Linked DNA regions of Mus musculus: region 1 is linked to region 2. Evidence: chromatin loops called from intact Hi-C (ENCODE). Cell type or tissue: heart. All regions are shown on one strand. Each heading gives the region's core, and the rest is flanking DNA. Links, peaks and the distances in the headings are about the cores only. Region 1 overlaps Igf1os (a long non-coding RNA gene). Region 2 has its middle 130 kb from the start of Pah.

Region 1 (10,441 bases), core at 3,066-5,565, 190 kb before region 2:
GAAAGTAAAGCACTATGTTGACAAAAGACAGTGTTTCCTAAATAAGTACTAGAGGCATCAGCTTGTAGTTCTCCGGCCTCGAGCTAGTCAGTTGTCCTTTCTGGCTTTGCAGTCTCTCTTGGAGACAGCCTGAAGATGGTGTGGTGGTCCATGGCAGTAATTCCAGCACGCACGAAGCAGATGCAGGAGGATCAGGAGTTGAGGCCAGCATGGTTATGCATAGCCCAACCTCATCTTAACAAAAACAAGAACGTAAGGAGACCAGAAAAAAATTCTAGCAGTCACTGGCTGTGGGCCTTTGAACATATTACCTGTACTCTAAAATCTTCTTACTTATCAAAGTAGGATTATCAATACCCATCTCCTACGGGTAACACAAATAAGGCTAGCAGAGTGAAGTTGCCACTATGAGGATATTTGTACATATTTAATACGAATTGCTAGCCCCCAAAGTTCCTTAATGGAATCCATTGCAATGGCCATCTGAATATAAAGTTTCTGATGACTTGCTAAAGTTGGGACAAGGTCAAGGTGACCTGTATGAACCGATTTTTAATATCTTCAATTTATTTAAGTGTCAAGAAATAATCCAGCTAAAACATGATTGCAAAGCTTTGGGAATACCATCTGCTACCAAATCTACTGTCTTTTTTACTACCCTTCCAGGAACACTGAATTTAAATGTTCAACCTTGATACTTGTCTCAAAGAATTTAAACCTATCAAATTCAATTCAATTCAAATGATGAATAACCATACTAACCTTTTGTTAATGTGTACCAGTATAATTTGGAAGCTATGGCATTAAATATAGAGATTATCATTGCACATTGACTTGATTTTGATAGTTTGATGACTGCTATAGTTTCAGCTATAATCTTTGTTATATTGTTAATGCTCTCAAAGATGTTCATTCTATAGCCTGCAGGCCACACATGATCCAGGAGTGCTATGAATATAGCTCAACACAACATTGTAAATAACTTAAAACACTTTGGACCTCTCTCTCTCTCTCTCTCCCTCTCTCTCTCTCTCTCTCTCTCTCTCTCTCTCTCTCTCTCTCTCTGTGTGTGTGTGTGTGTGTGTGTGTGTGTGTGTGTGTGTGTGTGTGTATGTGTATGGTTCTTGAATAGGAACTTTGTGAATGATAATGTGTTGTAATACCATGCAAAATTAATGTGTATTTGTTCTCACAATCTGTAGACCCAGGGTTGCACACCCATGGTAAATGAGTGGCTGACTGGAGTTGGGATAAGGAAAGAAGAACAAGTTAAAGATCAAGATAAACATATAAATGAGGTCTTGAGGAAGCAGGAATCCAAGGCGCTACATTTCTTCCCTCTGTCTACCTCAGGAAGAGGACTTCCTTTGAAAATGGAAATGGTCCCTGAGAAGGTTGTGAGTCATTGAGAATGTGTGTTCCCCAGCAGACTAATAATGAACTCCTCCTGTCTTGGTGAGATGGTACTGTCTCCCAGTACTTCCAACCTCACCACTGAAAACTGCTTTTAAGACTTATCCAGTCCTGGTATGAGTGTTTGTGCCTAGTCTTATTGCATCTTGCTATGCCATGTTTGGTTGCTATCCCTACTCTTTTGTGAAGGGAAACAGAGGAGCAGTGGGGCTTGGGGGAGAGGGTGTGTGTGTGTGTGTGGAGGGAAGGCTGGTGTTGGGATGTATTGTATGAGAGAAGAATAAATAAGAGGTAAAAGGGAAGATAAAAGACTAATCTCAAAAGGGAGGCTGCAGTCAGAACTGTTACTCAATGCCTTCATAGAGATTAACTTTGCATCATTTAAACCCTCTTTACACTTCATCCAGGAGACCCTCAATATTATCTTATGCATCTTGTAACTTGTTGTAATCTGCACCATCCCCATCCCCACCCTTTTCATTGCATCCTCTGGGACCCATAGTGCACATCATCAGCAAAAATCTCCTACTTCTTCATCTTCTCTTACTTCCCCATTTTGCTCTGAAACCCACATGCTTATTGATTTTATCCACTTGGTGGAATTTACTTTTTTCTTTTTGTATCTTACATGCACAGGGGGCTTGAGAGTACAGATCGGTGTCTTCCTCATTTCCTGTGACTGTTTTCTCACAGTTTAGACCCTATATTAAACTACTCTGGATTGCAAGTGTTGGGGCAGACCACCTTCCTCCCAGGGATGCCCTTATCCACTGTCTTCTCGGTCAGTGCCCACCTTCATTACCTACTCACTGTCTGGACACTGCGTTTCTTTCCATCCGTGTTTCTACTAACATTCTTGGCTACATCAGCATCCATCTACGTCGTCATGTGGCTGAGGATCCTCTCAGCTCCTTTGTCTCCTTGCATTTAGTTTTCTCCTCCACCTGTACCTCACCTTTTAGTCTCCATTCTCTTTCTCTAGAGTCTAATTAAGCCATCCAGCTGCATATGTTCTATCAGTCATATGGAAATCTATCCTCAATCATGCCCATTCTTTACCTCCATTCCGCTTCCCTGATCACTGTCTCCTTGTGGCCTCAGTTGCCAATTTACCAACTTAAATTCCACGAAGCATTCTCATAATTCAGCTCTTGTGTGGATCTACTTTGTTCGTTCCTCCTTTCCCCAATTTTGTCAAAAACAGACACCATCTGAATTTCTTTCATGCTTGCACTTAAGGCAGCTGAAGTCAGAGAAAAACCTAATCTGGCTGAGTGGCTCCACTTTAGAGATATGGCCAGACAGCTCCAGTCTTCATTCAGCACAACTAGTAGAAATCTAAGGGTGCTGGGAATAACATGGAGAGTATTCAGAGAGATGATAAAACCAGATGAAAGGAGACTAGATGGGACTCAGATAAGAGATTAGTAAAACAAACAAACAAACAAAAAAACCAGAATGGATGTTGAAGCCTGGACTATAGAAGTGACCACAGTCATGTGAGCCAATGGGAAAATTCTAGACATATTTTAAGAGGTAAAATGAGCAGGATTTGCAAAGTGCCATTAGCTGGGAAAATTACCACTGCCTGTATCTATGCCTACCAGGTAGAAACTGGAAGAAATGGGTGAAGGTAGTCATTTCTAAATTTAAGATTTTATCCAGAAGGCTTCCTCCGAGAAGATGCAGTAGGAAAGCCTCTCTCTGCCTTGCTAGCCTTTTCCCTTCAACACCCCCAAGACTCATTCCTGATGCTTCACACTTTTCCTAATTTTTTTTGTAGTTCCCATTGTCCTCTTTATATTTATTATCTTCAAGATGAGAGGATAGAGAAAAGAAGATGCCGGCTCCTCTCATCTATAAAAATCCCTGTTTAAGAAAAGAAGTGCAAAGCAAACGGAGGGAAGGGATGTACTAACAACCATTTAAGACATTTCCATTTCCATGTGGAAGGATGAGGCATGTAGGCAACTGGACATAACAGTTTAAGAAGTAGAACTTGGAATTACAGTGGAGGCCATAGCAAAGAGAATAGGCATCGAGAATTGATGAACCTCCAGTTAGGGCCATCTCAAAATTCTCGGAGGAGCAATATGCGCCCTCTCTTCTGCACCCTTATCCTTCTGTATCCATTACTCTTTTATGCCAGTAGCTGACAGTTTATTTTGACCCTTTCCTTATCTATATCTCCTTTTGGATTGCCAGTGCCACAAGACAACGGATGCCTTTGCATATAGTGAGTGAAGTTTCTCTCACACCTTCCATCAGGAGCAGTGATGTGACTCCAGCTTAGAGTGTCAACTGTTTTTTACACTGTTGCCATCAATGATGGCTTAAGTGTGGTCACATAAACTAGTGAAGCCTAGAAGTGTGAGCAAACATGTTGGAGGTCTCCAGGGGCCTGGACTAAAAGCAATGCCAACTCAAATGAAAACAGACAGGAGACAAAAAGAAAGCAGCCAGGTCCTGGTGACTTTATTTAAGACCTTGGACCTCCAATAGATCTTGGATGGGATAAGTTCATGTCTAACACACATGTTAAAATGGTAAACACATTCTGACTTTTCTTTAATTTTGATCAATCTTCCTTAACTTTAATTACCTTCTCTTCCATTTAAAAACAGTAGAATCTGGGCTAATACAAGCTGTAACTGAATGATCTGAATGGAGGAATTCACTTGCACAGAATAGATAATGTACGGCTAGAACAAAAGGAATTATAAATGTATTTAATGAATGCTTGGAAGGCAGATACATTGAGGAAAGGCAGATATTGGAGGAAAGAAATTAAGTTGATAGAAAACAAGGAACCATGCGTAGCAGAAAAGAAGTGAGGCTTGGGAAGATGGTTCAGTGAGATTGCCTGTTCTGCATGCAGGATGATTTGAGTTTCAGTCTCCAGACTCTAAGTTAAAAGCCAGGCATGGCACATGTGACTGGGCAGCCAGACCAGCCCAAACAGTGAACTTCTAGTTAGCGAGTGACCCTGTCTCAAGGCAACAAGGCAGAGGGTGACAGAAGAGTCTACTTTACATTCTGTTCTGGCCTCTGTAGGTATATGCATATGTGTACACATCCATATACTCATGTGCATGGGACACACACACTCAAAAAAGAGAAAGAAGGGGGCTAGCAATATGGAGCTTAAATTAAAAGTGTACAATGAAATTATTCAAGGAACTTGATAAAGGACAAATTACTGGGTTTCATCCCCTGCAGATGTTGGATGGGGTCAGTAAGTTCATGCCTACCAAGTTCCCAGATGATAGTAAGTTTGCACCTTTGAGAACACTGATAATAGATTTTTGAGTAAGGCATAGGTTTATTAGAACTGAAAATGTGGGAAAAGAGTTTATCTGTGTTACATTGAATGGAGGAACATGTGGGCAGCTGGGAAGCAGTGTGGGGCAGACATGGTAGTTCAATCTGTTAACTGAGAGATGAGAGCCAAGAAGCAAGAAAGCCAGCTACAGGGAGTGCCAGCGAAAGCCTTTCTATCCACATGCAGGCTGAGTTTGAGGACACTTATCTGATAGCGTCTGAGAAATGCAGCGAGATCCTGAGAAACACAAGAGAGGAGGAGAACCAGAGGCAAGAGCCGCATGGGGTGGAGAAGAGCAGAGAAAACAAATGAGGTACAGAGGAAGAGGGCACAGAAAGTAAGAGGAGGGATGGATTCTGAAGAGGAACGTCTGTGCATGGAGGAACCCATGTTTTGACTGCTCAGTTCTTTTTCCTTAAAAGAAAACAGGACCCTGTGCATCAAGCAAGGAAGAAAGTATAAGAGGATGAGGTGAAGTGACACTGGGGGACCTTTCCAATAACTGTTCAGAAAGGAGCATCAAGGGAACACTATAGTTGATAATTAAACTAAAGAATAGAGAGACTTCTTTCTGCCAGTGCTCTGCAGCCCTGGTTCAGAAGCAGAGAAGGCTGAGTGGGTTTAGCTATATAAAGTTATAACTATAATACCTCCACTAATGGGTGCTCTGAGAATGGGTGTCTTTACTGTGAAAACAGGACTCTGTAAAACAAAATCATGTCCATAAATCACAGCAGGAGAACATTTGGAGCCTTATGACAAAATTGCCTGGTCTGTAGTTGCTTTTTTGTCTTGTCTACCCTAGATCAACATGTGAAGCCTCCAAAGATCACCTTCTGCCCCAGGTCTCCCTGACCTATTCCAAAGACCTGACATCTCTGTTCACTTCAGCACCTGCCACCTTCCCTTAGCAAACCTGGGGAAGATTTGATGATCAGCATTTTTGCTGTTGATTGCAAATTGCTAGTGTCCCTCATTCATGCGTTTCTCTAGCTAGGATTGGCATCTCTCATGCTTTCCCTCTGGCTATGTAATAGTATTGGAGGGTTTTTGTTGTTGTTGTTTTTGTTTTTGTTTTTTTCCCCTTAAAGGAAACTTGGTGTTGCAGTGATCAGGTTTGTCCTCCAAAGGCTCACGTTCTGGAAGTTTGATTCCCCATGGTATTGAAAGGTAGAAATCTGACTTAGTCAGAGTTTCTATTCCTGCACAAACATCATGACCAAGAAGCAAGTTGGGGAGGAAAGGGTTTATTCAACTTAAACTTCCATGTTGCTTTCATCACCAAAGGAAGTCAGGACTGGAACTCAAGCAGGTCAGGAAGCAGGAGCTGATGCAGAGGCCATGGCGGGATGTTCTTACTGGTTTGCTTCCCCTGGCTTGCTCATCTTGCTTTCTTATAGAACCCAAGACTACCAGCCCAGGGATGGCACCACCCACAAAGGGCTCTCCCCACCTTGATTACTAATTGAAAAAATGCCTTACAGCTGGATCTCATGGAGGCATTTCCTCAACTGAAGCTCCTTTCTCTGTGATAACTCCAGCTTGTGTCAAGTTGACACAAAACCAACCAGTACAAAATCTTTGAGAGGTGGCGCTTTGTGGGATCTGAGCATTAGGTCACCAAAGGAACCATACTTATAAAAGTTTGATGCCCAATTTGAAAGAATAATTTAGGTCTTAAGAGACTTAGTAGGTTCCTGAAGACTAGGTGATTATAAAGCTCAGTTATAATCATATATACATATGATAGATAATTACATATAAAATATAATATATAAGTAATATATAAATATATAATTATATAATATAAATATTTTTATATAAATAATATTCTATAAATACATATATAAAGCTCATTTATGAAGAAAGGCTCATTTTCTCTTTCTCTCTCCCTCCTCCCAACTCTCTCTCTAAAACACACACACACACACACACACACACACACACACACACACACACACGACTTCAACATGTGACACCATCTTTTTGCCATGTTATTGGCTGAGTCAGAAGGCTCTTCCAAAGGGTGACAAGTATGGGGCCACCTGATGTTGAATTTCAACCACTAAAACCAAGCTAACTAAAACTACTTTCTTTAGAAAATGCCAGGCCTTGGGCATTTTGCTATAGAAACAAATGGATGGTGAGAGGTGTCAATTTAAAGGTGGAAAAAAAATGAAGGTAATGGAGATTGGGAATCTCATCTGACATGATTCACAGGCCTGGGAGGCATCTGACATGTTAAGTAGTTCAAAACCAATGTGCTAGTGTCTGCAATACCCTTCTATCTTTCTCTTTAAGTGACATAGAGTGATAAGCTAAGAGAAGGTGCCAGGAACCTGAGGATGGAACTCTCTTGACTTACAAACCTCCCATTAGGTCCCACCCTCCTATACTGCACTAGGAATTAAGTTTGCAATGCATAAGTCCTGAAAGACAAGTTCAGAAATACAAAGAGTTTATCTGAAAGGTGATTCCAAGTAACCCTAGTAAAGAAAAGAAAGAAAGAGGGAGATAAAGACACAGGAGGATATATTAATGAGACATTTTTGTTATGATAATATGAGACTCAATGCCACTGGACACATTTGAGAGATGGTACAGAATTGTCTGGCCAAACAACAAACTGGGTCATTTATTCATCATGTGTATATGCCAATGAGTGAGGGCTGCTCTTGGGAATGTCCAGTCCTCAACAATTCTGATCTGCCCTGTGGATAGTTTAGACCATGTCTTTACTGTTGGAGAAATCTCCCAGACAGAGTGGCACACATGTCTATGATGGAAAACTGTAAGTGACTGAGCAAGGGGAGCATCAAAAGAAAACCTACCATAGTAACTTGTCAGTATCTTTCAGAAAAATTAAAGCACCAGTTCTTCCATGCAGTAATCTCACACTTTTATATAAACTTATGTGCTTGATAAACACGCATGCACACAAGACTATTCCTTGCCATATTAGCTCAGTAAGTAAATATTGTATATGGCCTCAGCATTTATTAGGATAGCAATTTTAATTTTCTTCAGGTTTATTGACAATATGGCATAACAGATTAAACAGCTCCACGTGGTGTTTTGAAATTCATCCCAATCATAGGCTGAGTGACCTGAAGGTTAGAGAGACTGCCAAAGCCCAGAAGCTTCTCCATGCTCCAACAGCAAAATAATCTACAGCATATTAAGTTTTAAGAAGCAGAATGCACAATGTTTTGAATAGAGCAGCGAGATGCCATATATGGAATACATATTTACATACACTTTCACATATGCATAAGATCTCACTGTAAAGATCAAGAAGTTCTTATAGGAGGACCAGCAGTCTCAATTAGTCTGGACCCCTGAGATCTCTCAAACACTGGGCCACCAAACAGATAGCATACACCAGCTGATATGAGGCCCCCAGTGCACATACAGTAGAGAACTTCCAGGTCTGTGTTCATTCAGAGAGGATGCACATAACCCTCAAGGGACTGGAGGCCCCAAGGGAGTTTAGAGGTCAGGTGGGGTGGGGGGTGGGGGCGATGGGGACATCCATGTGGAGATGGGGTGGGGAGGAGTTATGGGATGTGGAACAAGGTGGACAGGCGGGTGCGGGGGAGGGGATATGGAGTGTAGAAAAATAATTAATAATAAAAAAGGATACCAAGAAGCTAGAAACAACGATTGATTGTTTTGCCATAGAAACTGAAAATAGAAGAAAAAAATGCAGAGAAGATGGAAGAGGGACATTTTAAAATTGTAATGTTTTATTGTGTGAATATTAAAGGCATGAACTTCTTGATCTTTACATAATTTAAATTTAAAGTTTTGAGTGGCATGGAATTCTGGTTTCGTATGTATACAGTAAGTCTATTAAAACACAAATGTTTCCCAGTGACTATTTTCTACCTTCTAATCCTAAAGAAGAGGGATTCCCAAGGCATGGTGACAATGCCCTTGTCTTGGGATTATCCCTTTAAGTCAGTAGGATAGGGTTCTCTCTGTGTTGCTTTGTTCAGTGGTTGACTCCTTCCTGTGACTCAAAGACATGGTGGCTTGTAAGTGCCAAACTCAAATGACAAATAGATTTTAGCTCAGGCTAGACCAAATGTTCTTTAAAAAAATGTATTTGTTGTATTTGATATGTATAAGTGGTTTGCCTGTACATATGTATGTGTACTGAATGCATGCCTGGTGCCCATGGAGGTCAGAGAAAGGCATAGAATCCTCTGAAACAGGAGTTCAGATGGCCAGGAGCCTCCACATGGGGGAAGGGGCTTCCATATGGGATCTGAACTTGGATCGTCTGTAAGAGATCGCTGAACCATCTCTCTAGCTTCACATTAAATGTTTTTGATAGCAGGCTGTGAGTAGCAATATTTTCATCCTTGAGCCAAGTCCTTCATTGGCCGTGGCATGCTTGAGCCTCTGCTAGGTTAGCTGGAATATCTCAGTATCTGCCTGGGTATTGTGGTATCATAAAGTGTCTAACTAGCATGCATCCACATTTTGAAGAACTGGTGCCTTCTCCAGGGTGCAAGGGATAGCATTAGAGGAACTAATATTCTTATGAAACTAGCAAACTTTTTTTTCTGCTGTCTCAGCCTCTGTATACAAAGTGGAATTAATCAGCTAGTTGCTCAATTCACTCACTATCAAGAGCCACATCTGACCTAAAGTGCCCAGACTGGTAGCTTGTGGGTTTTTTTTTCTGTTTGTTTGTTTCTTTCTTAATTTGTTTCACAAGTAGTATGACTGGAGTTGCAGCAAATCCATTCCTTTTTGTTTGGAGTCATTGAATAAAAACAAAATAATAAAAACAAATAATCAAATAATAAAGAAAAGGTGTATGGCCTATTTCTAGCCATGCACTTTTACACTGTATGCCAAGATGTGGGCACAGTGATCCTTGTGAAACGTAGCTTTAGTTTAAATGATCTATTTCTTCCTCTGTTTATGTATGAGCACACCCACGAGTGTTTAGGTGCACAAACCAATGTACACACATATGGAGGCCAGAGCAGAACATTAGATGTCTGCCTTTGTTGCTCTCTACTTATTACCTGGAGGCAGAGTCTCCCACTGAACCAGAAGTTCCCCATTCTCACTAGGCTACCCACCCAGTGAACCCTTAGGATCTGCCTGTCTCTACCAACCCCACTAAGAGCTGGGGTTACATGAACTAATATGATGCTCAGCTTATTGTGGGGTTGGTGGTGATCTGATCGTAGGTTTTCATGCTTGCTGAGCAAGCACTCTAGCTACTCAGTAGTCTCCTCTAGCTTCCAATGATCTATTGCTTGAAACCAGTTAGCAGTACTTTATGGTCCTATAAAATATCCCTTTTGCCCACATCTTGATATACAATGTGAAAGTGCGTGGCTGGAGACAGGGAGTGTGTTCATGGTTGCTGCTGCAGTAATCTGTGCTGAAATGACGATCCTCGTCTTTATTATTGAGTGACTCCAAACAAAGAGAAATGGGGGTTGTAAAACATGTTCCACTTACCCATCAGCTTTTCTAGCTATGTTGCTTTCCATCTCCGATGTTTTTGTATTTCAGCAATACTTACTGCTTCCTGCATGCAATTCACCTTCTGTATTATCAAGCCCAGAATACTGGCTCTCCAGGGCCCCATGAACCTGATGTACCCCTCCCCTGTGTTAATATTTATTACTCTGCCTTGAATGTCTTCATTTCTTTGCCTATATCTGTTTTCAGATGGTC
Region 2 (10,441 bases), core at 4,065-6,564:
TGGTGAGAAGATGCAAGATGTCCCAGCTCCCAGGCCTGACAGGAGTGGCTTCATATTTACTCTGAGTCCCAACTGATTTCTGAGTGACTGGAATCTGCTTCTGAGTAAATGAATGACTGGAATCTGCTTCTGAGTAAAAGATGTGGTCGATCTAAATCAGAATTGGGTGGCATAATTGTCCAGATATTAACACAGTCCATAATTTCAAACTGTGACCAGTTTGATGAAAGGAAGGAAGGGTCCGAGGTATATTAATTACTAACATACCACAGAGAATAGGATCTCATTTGGGGTGTAGGGAGGTCTGTCTTGGAGAAAAAACTTGCAGAGGGAGGAGGGAAAAAAGAACATTCTAAGCAAAAAGAACAGCTTGTGCAAATGACAGAGGCAAAAGAAAGATGACTCACTAGAGAAAATGAAAGAAATCCATTATGGCTTGAGCCCCAGATGGTGAGAAAATACTGCTGTCTTGGAAGAAGCAGAATTCTCAGAAAGTTCGTGTGGGTAGGACCATCTACCTTGAAAAACAAGCAGAGAATGATCCCAGCCCAAGGATGCGAATCCAAGCTAGGACCAGAAAAACTAAGAATATTTACCTATGAGACTGTACGTTTTCAATCTGTCTACTCTAAGTATGCACAGGGTCCCAAGGCAGCTTTGCTCTACCGCTTGACAAAGACAAATATCTTGGGTAGGGCCAGGAATGGTAGGGTCCAGCCCTAGAGCTGTCTCATTTCCAAATCACTGGTGTTCTACTGGAATTACTAGGGTTCTGCTGAGCTTGTAAAAAGTGTTTTGAATGCTGCTCTTCAAATTGAGGTCTTGGACCCGCAGAATCGGAGTCCACAGGTCGGGCTTGGGAGTGTGACTGGTGACTCTGTTTTCATTACTTTTTGTGCTACTGTGACCAGAATGCCTGTCAGAACCAACCTAGAGAAGGACTTATTTTTTTGGCACGTTGTTTCAGAGGGTTCAGAATGTGGTTGTTTGGTCCCCTGGCTTTGGGAGAACATCATGGCAGAGGGATTGTGCAGTAGTAGAGGAAAGTTGTTCACTGTGTATGTGACCATTGGGAGCAGAGAGGGAGACAGTACAAACCCAAGGATAATATTCTCACTCCTAGTGACCTACTTCTCTAGCTATGCCCCACTTCCTAAAGTATCTACATTCTCCCCAGAAAGTATCCTTAGGGGAAGACCAAGCATTTGGGGAAATGCCTAACAAAGTCTTACGGTTGCTATTCTGGCAGTGCTGGTTTAGAAAAGAAGTCTTCCCATATTAGGCACCTGAAAAAAAGCTTTACAATTACAGATAAGGATTCCACCCCTGGGATTCTGGTTTCATGGCTCAGGATGGGCAGTTTGGAAAACCTCTCCGGTGATTCTGAATTCAACCAAGTTGGAGAAACAAGGAAGAAACTGGTTCAGAAATGGCAGCCCACAAAACAGCTTCATCAGATGTGTCCAGAGGGCTTCTGAAGCAGTCTTCAGACCTATCATGCAAGAGTTGATAAGGATGGAGCCCAAGAACAGATACTTTAAGAGGACTCTCCTGGTACTTAAAATTATAAGTGGGAATATCTGATTTTTTTTAAAGTTTCCCTACATTCTAGAAGCCCTAGTTTGGATTAGGCTGCAGGGATTTATTGCTAAACTGCTCCAGGTGCAGCTGCTGGCCTGAGGGCCACACTGTAAGTACCAAGAGTTCACAGGGACACAATGAAAGAATGGATACTCTTCTCTAAGTTTTACCAAAGACTATGCCCAAAACTTGCTAGCACATAAAACCTGGTTTATATTTCCCTCTCCCCTTAGCAAATATCACTTTCTCTTGGCCCTGGGAATGGGGCTTTGTCATCTCTATATCTCTGGCATCTAAACCTAGGCTTAGCACATGTTAGGCGCCCAATAAATGCATTCTGAGTTCATCAAATACTGTGATGTCCTTGGGGTCTGAGCTGGAGAGCCAGCCGAAGGTGGGACTTTGCTTCAACATGGGCTGTCTGCCGCTTCCACTCATAAATTCCAACTGGATGGGATCCAATGCGAAGCTGTGTGTTAGTAGAGCCTGCTCTGTAGGGGGTAGGGTCAAAGCAGGCTTCTGGAATATTAATAATTCTTCACGGTGACCACAGTTATGGTATTTACAGACCCATGAAGCACAGGAGACAGCCTGAGGTTGCTCACACAGCTACAGACTCCAAGGGCTTGCTCTGCTCCAAATGGAGCATGTATATTGCCGGATCCTGCCAAAAGCCATACGGCTCATTAGCTTTTACTATACGGAGAAATGCACCAGGCCTGGTGCTAAAATGACATGAGAAAACTGATTTGACAGCAATGGTCAAAAGAAAAAGTACAGCAGGAAGAGAGGAGCTCTGGGGGATTTTGCTCATGCCTTTTGGAATGGGGTAGGTGTGCCTGTAGCTCTCCGTGGGGAGGCCAGGCTGATTGGAATCTGACAAGGACTTATTACTTTAAAAACTTTTTTTTCTCAGGCATTTGGTTTTATCCCCTGAATTCTCTTTGCACAGCGATGGAGGTTTTTATCCTGGATGTCTTTTGATCTGTAGCTATTTGTATAGTTTGTGAGCAGCATATTGAAATGGGTTTGGGATAGAGCAAGGAAAGAATACACAGACAATGAGATAAAGAGAAGGAAGAAAAAGAAGCACAAAATTGGGAGAGGGGATGGAATGTCAATTAAGTATAAGATTAGAGGGACTCCAGGCCAGGGCTTTCCCGTCCTTTTGGATGAATGGTGTTTACACAAAAGGAATGATCTTGGTGTCCTTTGAAACCTAATTATGAAGCCTAATTATATTGATGCATTACTGTGCCACCAAAAACATGGGACTGGCACTTTTGGTCTTTCACATCATTTGTCATAACTTACTGCTTTTTGTCACCATGAAATCTCACCTCTATTTTTTTTCTAAGTCCATAAGTCTTTATATCATCCTTCATTCCCCCCTCCCTACTCCAGATGATGTGGACACACCTGACATGTATCCCATGCCCTTCTATGTGAACTACCCCAGAGGTTTCCACTTTGTATCCCTCCTTCTTTACATCACCCTAAACACTTTATGGATTGTGTTAGTTTTGGATAACTGCTTTATGTAATTCCAGTTAATACACAAACCACATATCTCTTGCTTAGGGTCGCTTTTCGGTCATATGCCTTGTCCCTAAAACATAGTATAGACTCTGAAGAGACGACTCAATGGAGCCACTTCTAGACCTTGAGGCTGCACGTCCCATGAATGGTCACTTTCTATATCTCGTGCAAGACGGATGACCATGGCCTTAAAGAAGCCACCTACTTGAGCATCAGGAGGAAGTGGGAAAGGCGAGGAAAAAAGAAATGGGTTTACACACATTGGATTCATGAGGCCAATACGCAAGCCACAGGTCAGTGAATGCACAAGGGAGACAAATTGACAATGCTGGCTTTTTAAGCCATGTCTTAGGTGGCTTCAGATCCTAGGAGAGCATGTGAATTCCAGGAAAGCCAGCCTACAGGCTCTGCAAAAAGGCTTTGTCCTCCGAGACCTGGCTCATAAGATCCAGGAACTGCCCTCTCTCCACATACAGAAGAATGCTGAGAGCTGGGGCCACGTGCCTAGAACCAACCATCCAAACTCCCTGGCCTTCTTTCTTCTGATGGCAGGAGAAAGCACTCGGGTCACCAGTTGGAAAGGGAAAGGATAGGTCACATGGGAATAGCCATGTGGCTAGCTTCATGGGGACAATACAAAGCTGTGTACACTCTCAGTTGGCAAGCAGATTTGCTTGTGTTCAGTCACCTGTGGCTCAGTGGCAGAGTCACACAGAGATGACAAGTCTTTCTGAATGTTTAAGGGAAACAAGACAATCAGAACATACACATATAGTCATTTTTGTTTAATGTCTTTTTTTTAATAGCAAGCAAAATCCAGGTGTGAAGCACATCTGGACTCGAGCCAGCACTCATCACTTCTAGGGTAAGCTTTCACCAAGGAAAGCCACGCTTAACTCAGGGCCTCTAGAATATGGTGGCCATGAACTTGCACTGTTAATTAGGTTCTCCTGTTGCTGGTTAGGACTTCTCCACAGGTCTTTCTCTTCTTAGAAGACAAAAGATTTGACAATACCTGTCTCCAGTCAGTGTAGCCTGTTTGCTGCCAAGCATCCATTCCGTGGTTCTCAATGTTTGTAGTGTATGTTAAGTTTCCCAGAAGACCTGAGTAATAGAGAACTTATTGGGTACTGTACTCAAGATTCTGATTCCCAGCACCTGGGACTGGGCCAGGGAATCTGCATTTCTTACAAACTGCTGGTGACAATGACACTAGGTTTACTGCTGTAAACACTCAAGGAGGAATGGCCACTTTTGATTTCTTTCTCCATAGAATTGACCCTCGGCTCTCATGGTTTCTCACACCAATGTTGCCCACACCAGTCACTGTGAATCTTCCTGGGAGTCCATTTCAACTGCTGCTCCTTTTGAGGGGTTAAATATGTGCCAGCCATTCTTTAAGTAGGACTGGACTAATTTCATTCTTACGATCATACCAACATTAGAACAAAACTGAAACCCAGAGAGAATGAATGACTTGCCCAAGGTCACACAGCTTGTGAACAGTATAGCTGGAGTCCAGATCCAACGTATTTGACTCAGAGCTTGGTTGTCATGTAATTGATAGATCAAGCTGGGACTTGTACGGAAGTGTATGAAAAGACTATTAATGAATGCCACAGGAAAAGACATAAACTAGGACTGTTGTAGGTGAGCCTACATGTAAGGTTATCCAAAGGGAGTTTGCACAGACTCTTGAACCGGAGATAGAGGCAGAATGGCTAGAGTTGGGTATAGTTAAAGAAACACTTGTGTTCATGCAGAAGCTTGTATACAACGGAGTTTATCAGTTTCCACTCTATTTCACCCACCGTTATACTTCATGTAGAGCAAAACAAGGAAAGTCTGCCTGCCTGCCTGCCTGTCTCTGTCTGTCTGTCTGTCTGTCTGTCTCTGTCTCTGTCTCTCTGTCTCTCTGTCTCTCTGTCTCTGTCTCTCTCTCTGTCTCTCTGTCTCTCTCTGTCTCTCTCTGTCTCTCTCTGTCTCTCTGTCTCTCTCAGTCTCTCTCTGTCTCTCTCTGTCTCTCTCTCTCTCTCTTTCCTCCCCTCCCCGGGTTGCTTCCAGTCACAAGCCTGTAGAAATGCAACTTGAGGGCTTAGTCCTTTAGGTATGGAAGTAGAGACATTTTAGAAGAGAAGATGAACTATGGCTTTCAAGAACTTCTGGATTCAGGGATTATGTGCAAAATCCTGCCCATCAGGGTGGTTTTTATATAAGAGAAGCAGCTGTTGGGCCCTTAGCCCTCTTTGATTTACAAAAAAAGAAAGGGTAATCCATCAGATTTTTCCCCCCTCTGTCCCAAGTGCAGGAATTTCTAAAGAGGCTCAACACTACCCTCTAGTGTGCAAAACAAGAAGGCCTGGACCTCAAGGAGCATTTATGATAAAGGCAGCTGGAAGAAGAGATGATTAAGACAAGAGAGAAACGTCTCTAAGACTGCCCCACCTGGGGATCCACCCCATAAAAAACCACCAAACTCAGACACTATTGCAGATGCCAACAAGATTTGCTGACAGGAGCCTGATATAGCTCTCTCCTGAGAGGCTCTGCCAGTGCCTGGCAAATACAGAAGTAGATGCTCACGGTCATCCATTGGACAGAGCACAGGGTTCACATTGAAGGAACTAGAGAAAGTACCCAAGGAGCTGAAGGTGTTTGCAGCCCTATAGGAGGAACAACAATATGAACTAACCAGTACCCCCAGAGCTCCCTGGGACTAAACCACCAATCAAAGAAAACACATGGTGGGACTCATGTCTCTAGTTGCATATGTAGCAGAGGATGGCCTAGTCATCAATGGGAGGAGAGGCTCTTGTTCTTGCAAGATATATAAGGGAATGCCAGGGCCAGAAATCTGGAATGGGTGGGTTGGGGAGCAGGGGGAGGGGGAGTGGATAGGGGATTTTAGGAGAGGAAACTAGAAAAAGAGATAACATTGAAAATGTAAATAAAGAAAATATCTAATATAGAAAATAAGAGTCTTATGGGCCCTCTGAACTAGAAAGGTTCTTAAACATGAAGACCTAAGATGATGCTTCTGATATAGCAGAGCAGTCTGTGAAGTGTACCCTGCAATACCTTCATCCACACAGGAGAATGGGCTAGAAGGACACTCTACAACGTGATACTAGCCACCTCCTGGTCCCACCACAGTAACAGAGTTACTAAAGCTTCCATAGAGATATGGAAAGCTGTGTAGAACTTATTACCTGGACACTGCTGACCACTGAACTCTCCTGTCCTCCAAAGATGCCATGTTACTTGCTGGGCAATTGCTATTGACAGAAACAGAAGAAAGCACTTACCCGAGGACCCTATATGATAGACGCCTTGACACATAGGCTCTGATTTTTCTGCTTTGTTCACTGGAGATCATGTTCTGTAGTAGAGCTAAAACTTAGAATGAAATGACTGGATGATGACTGAATCCAAACTTCTTGTCAGTGGTGCCGAGGCCTGGAGGATCCTGCAAAGCACCAGGAAGCCATGTGACGCCTCCAGCAGGGTGGACAGTCTTCTCTCGGGTCCGTGTGTCCCTTGCACTCTGTTCTCCCCTTCTTTCTCTACCACAGTTCAACTCTATCTAAGACTTATTCCATGAGCCCATCTCTTCAAATTTGCTCATAAACTTTGGAACATTTCCTTTCTGACTGTTGATAAAAATTGCCCTTCTGTCTATTTATAAAAACAAACAAACAAACAAACAAAAACACATAGCCTCCTGCCTATGCACAAGTCAGTTCTAAAGAACACAGGAATGAAAAGAGGCAAAGACCATACCTTGGATGGACTGGCAGTTTCTAGAGCTAGACAAGAATGTGAAAACAAGACAGAGTTACAATTAATCAGTTCTTCTAAGGAAGATCTCTGAAGATGAGGACAGAGGAAGTGATATGCATGCTGCCTTACCGATCATGCCCAGTCATGGTCTCTCCATGATGACAAGTAGTGCCTGCACAGCCTGCCTCATGGTAACATGTATATGGATGGGATTTACTGGTGTTCTTACAACCCTAAGTATTATTTATTACTCGTGCTTTCTTTTACTCTCCTATCTGTTGCTCTAAGACTGAATAGAAACATAAGTTTGCACCTTCAAGCAGTTTACTTAGTGAATTAGTATTTCATTACCCAGTGAATGATTACCCACAATGCCCAGCATACTCTACTTGTACTTCTCTAGTTGTGAGATGGTGCCATTCAAACTATGTTTTGGGCAAGTTTCACTGTTGCGTGGATTTCTTCTTTCACTCCACTAATACTTGACTTATGGAATCCTCTTTATATGACAGACTCTATGCTAAAGAGAGAGAATACAGTCATAAATAATATAAGCATGGTATCTGCCTTCCTGGAGATTGGTGTTAGCCAGAAACCTAGAGAATGTTTAGATGGGATTACATCATGTGGATATACTTGATGACATCAGTGGCTAGGTACCTAAAGAATACAACTGTATCCCTATTAAGCCCCGAATCCTGAGTTCCCTGAATAGGGAAGATCATTGTGCTCTGCTGCTGTACTTGGCTTTACAGTCAACTTAAGAAATGTCTGCTGTATGAGTTAGCTGTTGGAAGAATCCATCTGAGGTATCACTACTGAGATTCCATTAGCAACATAAACAATAATCTTCATAAAAAGAATGGCATCCATGAAAATACATGGGAACAAACAGGCTCCTGTTACGTGGTGATTATACTGTATGTTATAATCATTGTCCTGCTAGGAGCTATGGTGATTAGCACCATCATTCTCATGTTCAGTGTTAAGAGACATGAAGTTCAGACATCTGAATGAACTTTCCCAGGGCTTCAAATTTATTAGCACAGATAGTAAAGGAACCAGTGGCCCGGGGACATAATTTTCCTTCTCTTTTATGAGCAAGTTTTATTCTGTATCGACATCCCATTTCTATCGTTGGGGAACACAGTCTTCTTTTCCACATGAAATAAGATGGAAATGAATGGGGTGATGAGCTCACCTTGATGGGTCTCAGCTGGAGACAGGGATGGTGGCTCTTAGCTGAAATGAATGCCTCGAAGGCAGTCATTACCAAGTCCAGCCGCACAGGAGCCCGGGCATCTCTGGCACTGACGTCTTGTTTTCTGCCCAGAACTCTCCAAAATAAAACAAACTAAACAACTGGGTCTCTTAAAGCTAAAGGACTGAAAGTTGCTTCACTCCATTAATTTTAACACAGAACTTGGACATATAGGACCCGAGAGGGTCTGACTGTCACTGAGTCTATTTATTCAATAAACCGAACTCTGTTTGGTATCCCATTCCCCACCCCCACCCCACCCCCACCCCAGCCCCACCCCACCCCCACCACCATGCGCCTTCTTGCTGGTGCTCCAATCTTAGTTTGTGAACTTGTTCCTAATCCATGTAGTGGCCTCTTTTATCTTTGAACTGTGTGTTGAGGAAATTAACCACAGATTAAGCTGAAACCTTTTTCAAAAGGTTTTTCCTGATTATAATTTCCTCCATCAGAAGCTATGTCAGCTACTTTTCTCTTTGCTGTAGCCAAAGCCCCAGCAAGCGGCAGCTTAAGGAAAGTGGGATGTTTTCTAACTCATGGATTGAAGGCACAGTCCATCAATTCAAGGGAAGCATGGCGACTGAGCTGTGAACTTCAGGGTCAGTACCCTAGAAACTCACTTCTTCCAGCCAGGGGCTAGTCCTGAAGTTTCTACAAACTTGCAAAGCAGCATTGCCAGCTGCGGGGTCTGGGGAGGATATTTTACACCGAAGCTGTAACAGGGACTATTTGGACATCCAGTCTGCTATAGGCACCAGCATTGCCCACATATTATGGTTGGGATATGGGTTGTGCCACACACTTAACGAAACAAATATATTCCACTTAATCCCCTTTATTTTAATTTCCAGCTGAGCAATGGTATCTGCCAAACCATAGGTCGACATGTTTTGGTTTCCTTCTAATACATATGAATTGTGTTTTATTAACTGTATTAACTATATTTATGTAAGTGATACATCTCTTATTGATGGGACTATGTGCTGAGGTTGCATCATTAGTGATTGATCATTGTGCAAATGTTATAGCTTGTGCTACCTGAACTTGGACAATATAGCCCATTACATTAGATGATGTAGCCTAGGCTATAACCATCTATAATACATTTCTGTATCATTACATCTTATAAGCAATTACAAAAGGATGGTAAGTATTTTGTATAGCTAGGCATATTTAGAATCTGGAAGTAACAATAGAGATATTGTACAAATGATCAAATACTGTGTGTTATTTATAATTGCATTGCTGTTCTGTTTATGGAGTAGACTGAGTGGTAAGTTCGGTTGTGCCATCGTGGCAATGTACTGTGCTGTACCATGAAGGGACTACAGTAGTAGTAAATAATAGAGATTTTTGAACTATACCGTAATGTTGTACAATCACTGCACTGTGCATTCCCTTTTGTTTACCAAAGCTCCATTATGTGGCCTATAATCAAATATTATTTGCATAATGTATTTTAATTCCACCATTATTTATCTGCAAGGCAATGGTGGAATGCATCACCTGTTTGGGAAACATGACATCTGTCCTTTCTTTATATGCAGTTTCTGAGAGCAATCTACAGTCTTCAGTTAGAATTTTCTTTTTGGGGGAACAAACATTTTCAGTACTTCACATCATATGTCAATATGTAAAATTAATTTAGTACTATCAATAATTAGTCTAGATCCCTAGTTGGTTTGGAAAACAACCTCAAATTCTATTCTTCCATTGTATTGTGGAATCATTTTTTATATAAAATTAATCTGTATTGCCTTTAGCTTTCTTAACAAACTGTATTTCTAAATACCCCACGGATCCTTCACATCCTTAAACCACTGTTGCCCATCCAATGTTGTATTGTCCTTGTCCTTTTAGTTTATTTGTTTGGAGCCATGTGAAGGAACTCTAGCCATTCTCACCATATTTCATCTGAGAAGATATTCATTGATTCTGTTACCTTTTCATTTTATTCCTAGCCTCTAGCTACCCATATATCTGATAACACATATCCCATATCTTCGTGCACATAACTGGCAGATATGTAGCCCCAGAAATCTGTTTTTAGATTGATAGTTGCCCATTAGTTTGGTACTGATTACCATAATCAAATCTGTTTCGTCATTATTAATTCTCCAGAGATTTTTCATTGCTTTAGTATAACCTCTACAATACCCCTAACTACTTGTGTTCTACTGTACAACATGGCCATGTTTAATTTTTAAAGGATAATTCAATGATCACTTGCCTATAAAGTTATTTGCCTATAAGGTTAATCTGGTACCTATTTATCATTTG

The links. A loop is a pair of places that touch in the nucleus more often than their neighbours do. Peaks named below come from ENCODE experiments on the same cell type or tissue, not always from the same donor. Only the 100,000 strongest peaks of a DNase experiment are listed, where the experiment ranks them.
Region 1: it touches region 2 in a loop (2.2-fold over the local background); 2 of 42 quality-filtered maps call a loop at or near these places.

What each region holds. Positions count from the first base shown.
Region 1 is chr10:87,831,157-87,841,597 of GRCm38, reverse strand. All of the region lies in intron 1 of Igf1os (a long non-coding RNA gene), which reads left to right. Among named protein-coding and RNA genes, the nearest start is that of n-TKctt21, 6.4 kb to the right of the region's middle. In heart, for the core only: no CTCF peak of the experiment used is centred there; no DNase peak of the experiment used is centred there.
Region 2 is chr10:87,644,295-87,654,735 of GRCm38, reverse strand. No RefSeq gene overlaps it. Among named protein-coding and RNA genes, the nearest start is that of Pah, 130 kb to the right of the region's middle. In heart, for the core only: a CTCF peak has its summit at 5,457 (motif pointing left); no DNase peak of the experiment used is centred there.